Linked DNA regions of Homo sapiens: region 2 is linked to region 1. Evidence: read pairs that join two places in POLR2A ChIA-PET (ENCODE). Cell type or tissue: IMR-90. All regions are shown on one strand.

What was found. ChIA-PET counts read pairs that join two places held together with the same protein. Peaks named below come from ENCODE experiments on the same cell type or tissue, not always from the same donor. Only the 100,000 strongest peaks of a DNase experiment are listed, where the experiment ranks them.
Region 2: POLR2A ChIA-PET joins it to region 1 with 5 read pairs; 19 of 35 experiments call an interaction of 5 or more read pairs at or near these places.

The regions. Positions count from the first base shown.
Region 1 is chr14:102,072,166-102,077,165 of GRCh38, reverse strand. No RefSeq gene overlaps it. Among named protein-coding and RNA genes, the nearest start is that of HSP90AA1, 12 kb to the left of the region's middle. In IMR-90, a CTCF peak has its summit at 2,389; no DNase peak of the experiment used is centred here.
Region 2 is chr14:101,975,501-101,980,500 of GRCh38, reverse strand. It overlaps DYNC1H1 (dynein cytoplasmic 1 heavy chain 1), which reads right to left. Exons shown (of 78, transcript NM_001376.5): 2 at 4,702-4,789; 3 at 1,009-1,182; 4 at 527-782; 5 at 1-137. Among named protein-coding and RNA genes, the nearest start is that of DYNC1H1, 13 kb to the right of the region's middle. In IMR-90, no CTCF peak of the experiment used is centred here; a DNase peak (open chromatin) is centred at 2,640; H3K27ac peaks cover 532 bases.

The DNA of each region.
Region 1 (5,000 bases):
AAAATAATAATATTAAATAAATACGCCTGCTCAGATGGTCTAAAGAAAGAAATATATAAATAAATAAAGCTGACCTCATTCAAAAAGAGGGAAGTGGAGGTGGATTTCCTGGCTGAAGGAAGGGCACACTCCCAGGCTTGAGAAGTGGGCATGCTTGCTCTTGGGAAGGGACATGTGAGCCGTCTGAGGGGGGATACAAATTATTGTGTGTTCCTGGAACATTAGCCATGGGCCTGGTAGCCTGTGGTTTGCCATGAGAAGCCTCTTCAAAACGGTGGGGCCTGTACCCACCCCTTGAAAAATGTCCTTAATACCGGTAATACTGAGGCAGCTGGCTAAGTCCGCTTTTCCTTCTCCTTTCACGAAATTGTCTCATCTTTTTTTTTTTTTTTTTTTTTTTTTTGAGACGGAGTCTCGCTCTGTCGCCCAGGCTGGAGTGCAGTGGCGCAATCTCAGCTCACTGCAAGCTCCACCTCCTGGGTTCACACCATTCTCCTGCCTCAGCCTCCTGAGTAGCTGGGACTACGGGTTCCCGCCACCACACCCGGCTAATTTTTTGTATTTTTAGTAGAGACAGGGTTTCACCGTGTTAGCCAGGATGGTCTTGATCTCCTGACCTCATGATCTGCCTGCCTCGGCCTCCCAAAGTGCTGGGATTACAGGTGTAAGCCATCATGCCTGGCCGAAATTGTCTCATCTTCATACCAGGTGGGCCCATATTCCAGCTTTCATTTTATTTATTATATTTTATTTATTTATTTATTTATTTATTTATTTATTTATTTATTTATTTATTTGAGACAGAGTCTCACTCTGTCGCCCAGGCTGGAGTGCAGTGGTGCGATCTCGGCTCACTGCAAGTTCCGTCTCCTGGGTTCATGCCATTCTCCTGCCTCAACCTCCTGAGTAGCTGGGACTACAAGCGCCCACCACCACACCCGGCTAATTTTTTGTATTTTTAGTAGAGACGGGGTTTCACCGTGTTAGCCAGGATGGTCTCGATCTCCTGACCTTGTGATCCACCCGCCTTGGCCTCCCAAAGTGCTGGGATTACAGGCATGAGCCACCGCGCCCGGCTTTGTTTTGTTTTTGAGACAGAGTCTCGTTCTGTTGCCTAGGCTGGAGTGCAGTGGCACAATCTTGGCTCACTGCAACCTCTGACTCTCAGATGCAAGCAGTCGTCGCGCCTCAGCCTCCCAAGAAGCTGGGATTACAAGCATGTGCCACCACACCCAGCTAATTTTTGTATTTTTAGTAGAGACAGGGTTTCACCATATTGGCCAGGCTGGTCTTGAACTCTTGACTTCAAGGGATCTGCCTACCTCCACCTCCCAAAGTGCTGGGATTACAGGTGTGAGCCACCATACCTGCCTTATTTTATTTTATATTTTATTATTTGAGACAGGGTCTGGCTCTGTTGCCTGGGCTGGAGTGCAGTGGTACAAGCTCAGCTCACCGCAGCCTTGACCTTCCAGGCTCAAGCGATCCTCCCAAATCAGCCTCCCAAGCAGCTGAGACTACAGGCACGTGCCACCATGCCCGGCTAATTACTAATTTTTGTATTTTTTGTAGAGATGGGGTGGGGGGTGGGGGTGGGGTCTCATCGTATTACCCAGGCTGGTCTTGAACACCTGGACTCAAGCAATCCTCCTGCCTCAGCCTCCCAAAGTTCTGGGATTACAGGTATGAGGCATTGCACCCGGCCCCACTTTATTTTATAGATAAGAAAAACAAGCTCTGGAAGTGGAGAACACGCAGGGCTCTCTGGGCTAAGGGAGGCCAGGGCTGCGGTGCAGGCATCAGACTTCTACTCCTGCACCCCGACACCTCCCAAATGCCCAAGAGCTGGGCAGGGCCTGGGGAGTGGGATGGATGTCCTAGGCTCAGCTCTGCTTCCAGGGAAGGGGTTCTGGAGGAGCAGATAGGCCCAGTCTTGAGTTTAAGACTACAGATGTGTGTGTGTTTTGCTTATGTTTGTATCCCAAATACTCATAACAGTGTCTGGCACATGACAGGCACACAAATCTATGCTAACAAATAACAAATTAACCTAAGCACTTCATAGTTTACACTTTCACTTACAGTTTCTAATTTTTTTTTTTTTTTTTTTTTTTTTTTTTTTTTGAGACTGAGTCTCGTTCTGTCACCCAGGCTGGAGTGCAGTGGCACCATCTTGGCTCACCACAACCTCCACCTTCCAGGTTCAAGCAACTCTTGTGCCTCAGCCTCCTGAGTAGCTAGGACCACAGGCGTACTTCACCACGCCTGGCTAATTTTCTCTTTTTTATAAACTATTTATTTGGGAGATTTCCAAAACATACAAAATAGAAGCAGATAGATAATAACAAATGTTGGCAAGGATGTGGAAAATTGGAACCCTCATAGGTACACTGCTGGTAGGAATGTAAAATGATACTGTTTTGGAAAACAGTCTGGCTGTTCCTCAAAATGTTAAACATAGCATTGCCACATGATCCAGGGATTCCACTCCTTGGGATTTACTCAAGATGAACGGATAAACAAAATGTGGTCTATGCATACAATGGAATATTATTCAGGCTTAAAAAGGAAGAAAATTCTGACACATGCTACGACATGGATGAACCTTAAAGACATTGTACTAAGTGAAATAAGCCAGTCACAGAAGGACACACACTGTATGATTCCACTTACCTCAGGTACCTAGAGTAGGCAAATTCAGAGAGACAGGAAGTAGAATGCTGGTTGCCCAAGCTTGGGGAGGAGGGAAGGGAGAGTTAGCATTTAATGGGAACAGTTTTCATTTGGGAAGATGAAAAAGTTCTGAAGATGGATGGTGATGATGTTTGTACAATAATGTGGATATCTCCACCACTGAACTGCAGACTTAAAAATGGTTAAAATGGGCAGGGTGCGGTGGCTCACACCTGTAATCCCAGCACTTTGGGAGGCCGAGGCGGGCGGATCACGAGGTCAGGAGATCGAGACCATCCTGGCTAACAAGGTGAAACCCCGTCTCTACTAAAAGTACAAAAAAATTAGCTGAGTGTGGTGGCAGGCGCCTGTAGTCCCAGCTACGCAGGAGGCTGAGGCAGGAGAGTGGTGTGAACCTGGGAGGCGGAGCTTGCAATGAGCTGAGATCACGCCACTGCACTCCAGCCTGGGCAACAGAGCCAGACACTGTCTCAAAAAAAAAAAAAGGTTAAAATGGTAAACTTCATGTTATGTATATTTTGTTTTGTTTATTTATTTATTTATTTATTTTTGGAGACAGAGTCTCACTCTGTCGCCCTGGCTAGAGTGCAGTGGCGTGACCTTGGCTCACTACAACCTCTGCCTCTGGGATTCAAGTTATTCTCCTGCCTCAAACTCCCAAGTAGCTGGGATTACAAGCACTGCCACCACACCTGGCTAATTTTTTGTGTTTTTAGTAGAGATGGGGTTTTTCCATGTTGCCCAGGCTGGTCTTGAACTCCTGACCAGCATGGCAGGTGATCCACCCACCTCGGCCTCCCAAAGTGCTGGGATTACAGGCATGAGCCACTGCACCTGGTCAGGAATTGTTTTATGAACCGACAGGTGCCCACCAGTCAGCTGCAACAATTACATTAATGAGGTCTCATTTGAGTCTAGAATCTTACGAAGAAGGTATCGTTTATCAATTCCTTTTGATAGATGAGGAAACTGAAGATCAGAGTGGTCACACAGCAAGTAAGAGGTAGACAGACTATATCTTCCCCTACCCGCTTCCAAAATAGATTGTCCCTGGACCCTGGCTTTTCCCCACACCAGCTGCCCCATTTAAACACCCCATTCAAAATGTGATTGGCTGAGCCTAGCCTGTGTCCTAGCTGCAAGAGAGGCTGGGAAAACCGGTGTCTGGTCTTTTCATGGCCTTTTCCTCCCATCTGGCCTCGTGAGGTTGGGGAGTCCCCAGAATGTAGGAGGGGGATTCAGCGCTGGGCAACTCAAAACTGACAGACCGCTGCAGTGGCTCATGCCTGTAATCCCAGCACTTTGGGAGGCCGAGGTGGGTGGATCACCTGAGGTCAGGAGTTCAAGACCAGCCTGACCAACATGGTGAAACCCCATCTCTACTAAAATACAAAAGTTAGCTGGGCATGGTGGCAGGTGCCTGTAATCCCAGCTACTCAGGAGGCTGAGGCAGGAGCATCACTTGAACCTGGGAGGTGGAGGTTGCAGTGAGCCGAGATCACACCACTGCACTCCAGCCTGGGCATAGAGCAAGACTCTGTCTCAAAAAAAAGAAAAAAGAAAAAGAAAAAAAAAACTGACGTCTCTTTCTAAGACCTCACACACCAGACAACAGAGCTCCTCTGCCTGGAATGATTTCTCTTTCTCTTTTTTTTTTTTTTTTTTTTTTTTTGAGACAGAGTTTTGCTCTTGTTGCGTAGGCTGGAGTGCAATGGCGTGATCTCAGCTCACTGCAACCTCTGCCTCCCAGGTTCAAGTGATTCTCCTGGCTCAGCCTCCCAAGTAGCTGGGATTACAGGCGCCAGCCACCCTGCTCGGCTAATTTTTGTATTTTTAGTAGACAGGGTTTCACCATGTTGGCCAGGGTGGTCTCAAACTCCTGACCTCGTGATCCACCCACTTCAGCCTCCTAAAGTGCTGGGATTACAGGTGTGAGCCACCGCGCCCAGCTTTTTTGTATTTTTTTTATTGTGGTAAAATATATGTAACTTTTTTTTTTTTTGATACAGAGTCTTGCTTTGTCGCCCAGGCTGGAGTGCAGTGGTGCGATCCTCGGCTCACTGTAACCTCCGCCTCCCAGGTTCAAGTGATTCTCCTTCTTCAGCCTCCCAAGTAGCTGGGATTATGGGCACCTGCCACCACGCCCGGCTAATTTTTGTACTTTTAGTGGAGACAGGGTTTTGCTATATTGGCCAGGCTGGTCTCGAACTTCTGACCTCGTGTCCTGCCCACCTTGGCCTCCCAAAGTGCTGGGGTTATGGGCGTGAGCCACCACACCCGGCCTGTAACATAAAACTGACCATTGT
Region 2 (5,000 bases), 97 kb after region 1:
AAGATATCCAGAGTCAGGAGAACTTCCGGGCTCTCCCGTTTCTCCTGGATGCGGTATAACGCACGTTCCAAGTTTAGCCAAAAACTAATTTCCTGTAAGGCAGTTCCTGATGCAGGATCTCGATCCAGTTTGGTCACCTTTGAAAATAAAATAACACCCAAGGGTATTCACTATTTAAACAAGGTAGAATAGATATCGTTAACAAAACACATGCATTACAACTCAATTTTTATATTTCAAGTAGATTTCCTTCCCTGTAAATCAAAAGTGGCTTGATTTGAAATCAAAGGTATACGACTGCTGAGATTAATGCTCTATCAGGGTGACTACTCAAGCAATCTCACACTGTCCCCTGACCATTCCACCCAGACCAAGGCTAGTCCTGCACTGGACAGTCCCAGGACCAAGAGGCGGCACCACTAACAAGTTATCACATAATTTACCTCACTTACAAAATCCAGATCAGTTTTCCCAAAGATATTAAAGAGTAACATATTTTACATAACTTTCAATCCTGTGCTCTTACTTTTTGAATTTCTCGGATCCAGCGGTTAACTCCAGATTGTAACTGATTAAGAAATGTTGGGTCTTCAACCTTATCACCAAAGTCTGTAACTTTTGGCTTTTCTCCACGCTCATAACACTGTTTTGCAACATTTGTGATCATTGGATGAATCGGCAGGCTGATCTCCGGAATTTCAATATTTTGCTGCAAGTGAAGGAGTCCCATTTCGAGTTCTGCAATCTTCTTTTCAACTGAAGGAGCCATTTTATCACCATCCCTAAAAACAGATTTCATACCTCAACATTTAGTGTGCTATTGGTCTCCAAAGAGATCCCATCATTTCAGGTCTGTCAAATAGTAATGACACACATATTTATTAATACACAGGGTTTATATCCCCTCGGCTCACTAGCGTTACCCTCCCAATTCCCAAGTTTTACACCGAGTTCTATACTATCTTGTGAACATTAAGTGAAATATAACATTCAAACCACAGTTTTTACCTGTCTGCCTTGCCAGACTCTCTAATGTAGGACTTAAAAAAAGGAGCCACTGCATTGCTAATGAAAGAATGCAAAGTTTCGTAGGGCGAGTCTTCACTGAGTGTAAGGACCCGGAGCTGAGAAGACACGGGTTTATCTGCATCAATCACGGGAGTACGTTTAATGAATGCCAAGCTAAAAAGAAAAATAAAACAAGAAATTAGAAAAGTTACACTCCTAATTAGGCTTATTAATTTAAAAATCATACAAGAATATACTGAAGTGTTGCTTTTCTAATAGTGAAATGCACTGCTTGTCTTTCTTTAGTACATGAGAGCTACTGAATCAAGGTTATGGTTACAGAATGTGAACAAACATGAAACCAGGCAAAGTTAACTTGTCTCATACATGGGTTGAATTCGTAATATTGGCCTAAAACTAACCTGCCCTAGAAATATAAGTAGTACTTAAATCTGATCTTACACTAATGTGTAACATTTATTTACTGTACTAAGTAAACAAAAGTTGCTCACTGGTTAAGGTGATAAGAGGCCATTCCAGGCTCCCCTTAGTCTGGTCCTACTCAGCTTTTCCTGTTTCACCTCCTGCTATGTATCCTCTTTCCCACCCTGAGACACCACTTAGACCAGATGTCCCATTCCCTAAACACATCACGTGCTTTGTGCCTTTGCTTAAGAAATCTATATTGATCTGCTGAAATTCTAACCCTCATAACTCAATTCCAGTGTGACCTCTTCTGTGGGCTTCCCCTAATCAGAAGCAATCTCTCCAGTCTTCATGTTTCCATTGTATTTTGACAAGTATTACAATTAGTTATGTATCTGCCAATCTTTCTCCCAAAGACAAGCTTCTTGGGAACAGGAAGCAGGTTTTATTTCTTTGTGTACTACTCTATATACCTACTGCCACACCTTGCACACAACAGGCACTCAAAGTTGGTTAAATTAATGCCTTCAAGGTAATTAATAAAATTTGAATTTTCTAATTCCCTTGCCAGTACTTTATACACAATACTTCATACGCCAGGCATGGTGGTTCACGCCTGTAATCCCAGTACTTTGGGAGGCTAAGGTGAGTAGATCCCTTGAGGTCAGGAGTTCGAGACCAGCCTGGCCAACATGGCGAAACCACATCTCTACTAAAGATACAAAAATTAGGCCGGGCACAGTAGCTCACACCTGCAATCCCAGCACTTTGGGAGGCCGAGGCAGGCGGATAACTTCAAAAAGTTATTCAAAAACTTCAAAACCCCATCTCTACTAAAAATACAAGAATTAGCTGGGCATGGTGGCACATGCCTGTAATCACAGCTACTCGGGAGGTTGATGGAGAATCACTTGAGTCCAGGAGGCAGAGGTTGCAGTGAGCCGAGATCGCACCACTGCACTCCAGACTGGGCGACAGAGCGAGACTTCGTCTCAAGAAGAAAGAAAAAAAAATTAGCCAGGTGTGGTGGCAGGTGCCTGTAATCCCAACTATTCAGGAGGCTGAGGCAGGAGGATCGCTTGAGCCTGGGAGGCAGAGGCTGCAGTGAGCTAAGATTGCCCCACTGCACTCCAGCTTGGACGGCAGAGTGAGACTCCATCTCAAAATAAACAAACAACCCAAAAAACTTCATATAACTGTAAAGTCAATGAAACTTTCTGATGTAACACATTGAGAAAGAATGAAGTCACAATAGTATTTCTGCCAAAATCGTATAACCTGAATCTAAACATCAGGCAAACCCAACAGTTCCATGAAGCTATTGGTGTGCAAATGTCAAACAAGTCAGTGTCACAAAAGGTACACAAAGGCTGAAGTACTACTCCAGATTAAAGGAATTTAGAGTGACAAGAAACCAAAGTGTGATTCTGGACTGGACTCTGAATTAGGGGAAAATTAGTATAAGGGACATCATTGAGACAATTTCAACATGTACTATAATTAGAGAACAATACTGCAGCAATCTTACACTTCTTGAATTTGATCATTGTACTGAGGCTACGAATGAGAATGTCCTTGTTCTTAGGAAATACACACAAGTATTTAGGGATAAAGGAGCATATTGTCTATAACTAACTGTCAAATGATTCAGGGGAAAAATGATAATGCAAAAGTGGCAAACATTAACAACTGATATCTGGGAGTTCTATATACTATTCACGCAACTCTTCCGTAACCTGAGATTACTCAAAATAAGCTTAAAAAAATGCGGAATCCATTATGACATTTACATATTTAAATTTGGATATGTCTACTAGGATAAATTAGCACAATCTTTCTGAAAAGTGGAAAATCTGGTAACATGCATTAAAAATTTTAATGATGTTTTGCATGTGAACTAGTAATGCTATCTTTAGAATTTATCCTAAAAAGAATCAAACCTGCATATAGAATGTTTACTAGTTATCTGTAATAATGAAAAATCAGATATCCAGTTGTCCCTTGGTATCTGTGGGAAATTGATTCCAGGACTCCCCTGGAACACCAAAATCCGCAAACGTTAACTTGCTTATATAAAATGGCACAGTATTTGCATATAACCTATGCACATCCTCCAGCATACTTTAAATAATCTCCAGATTACTTATAATCCCTAACACAACATAAACAATACATAAATAGTTGTTATACTGGCTGTTTTTTACTTGCTTTCTTTGTTATTTTTGTATTGTATGTATTGCTTTTTTCCCGCAAATATTTTCTATCTGTGGTTGGTTGAATCTGCAGATGTGGAACCACAGATATCGAGGGCTGACTGTAACCTGAGAGTAGCATCAGACATGTTACATATATTACAGCTCAAACAGAAGATAGATGCCATGATATGGCAACTAAAAGGACAGTATTTTAGAATTTATATTGAATTGGAAAACTTCCTAATTTGAAGACATGAAATCAAAGACACTGAATTTAAAGACCAGAAATCTTTTGAGCGTTTTCTTTTCCTTTTTTTTTTTTCTTTTTTGAGACAGAGTTTCGCTCTTGTTGCCAAGGCTGGAGTGCAATGGCACAATCTCGGCTCACTGCAACCTCTGCCTCCCGGGTTCAAGCTATTCAACTGCCTCAGCCTCCCAAGTAGCTGGGATTACAGGCATGCACCACCACGCCTGGCTAATTTTGTATTTTTAGTAGAGACAGGGTTTCTCCATGTTGGTCAGGGTGGTCTCAAACTCCCAACTTCACGTGATCTGCCCACCTCAGCCTCCCAAAGTGCTGGGATTACAGGCGTGAGCCACCGTGCCGGGCTTGAGTGTTTTCTTAATGTGTTTGTCTGAGTCAATTAAGATTGATATTAATTTTAGGCTGGGCACGGTGGCTCACGTCTGTAATCCTAGCACTTTGGGAGGCTGAGGCGGGTGGATCTCCTGAGGTCAGGAGTTCGAGACCAGCCTGACCAACACGGAGAAACCCTGTCTCTACTAAAAATACAGAATTAGCCAGGCGTGGCGGTGCATGTCTGCAATCCCAGCTACCTGGAAGGCTGAGGCAGGAGAATTGCTTGAACCCGGGAGGCAGAGGGTGCAGTGAGCCGAGATCGCGCCATTGTACTCCAGCCTGGGCAACAAGAGCGAAACTCCGTCTCAAAAAAAAAAAAAAGATTTATATTAATTCTCTTAGTAAGAATTTCTGAGTTTGAAAAGAAAAAAGATTCATATTAATTCTCACAAATTTATAACCTGAGATAATGGTAATATTTGTACTACTCACCTATTGGATTTAACCCCATAATGAATGTCTATGTTGATGTTATAGGAAATGAATTCTTTTTCTTCTTCTCCTTCATCACCGACGTCCTCTACAAATCATAATAAATATATCAAATTAATATCAACATTTCCAATTTCTTATTTATCAACTGCTTAGACAATGACTATTTTCTCCCTACTCCCAGCCTGACATATCGACACCTACATGACTTGGCACTATTTTTCCCTTCCTATCCGTTTTTTTCCTCACTCCTGACTTTGCTGTGTGACTTTGGGCAAGGCGGTTGTCTGTGAAGTGGG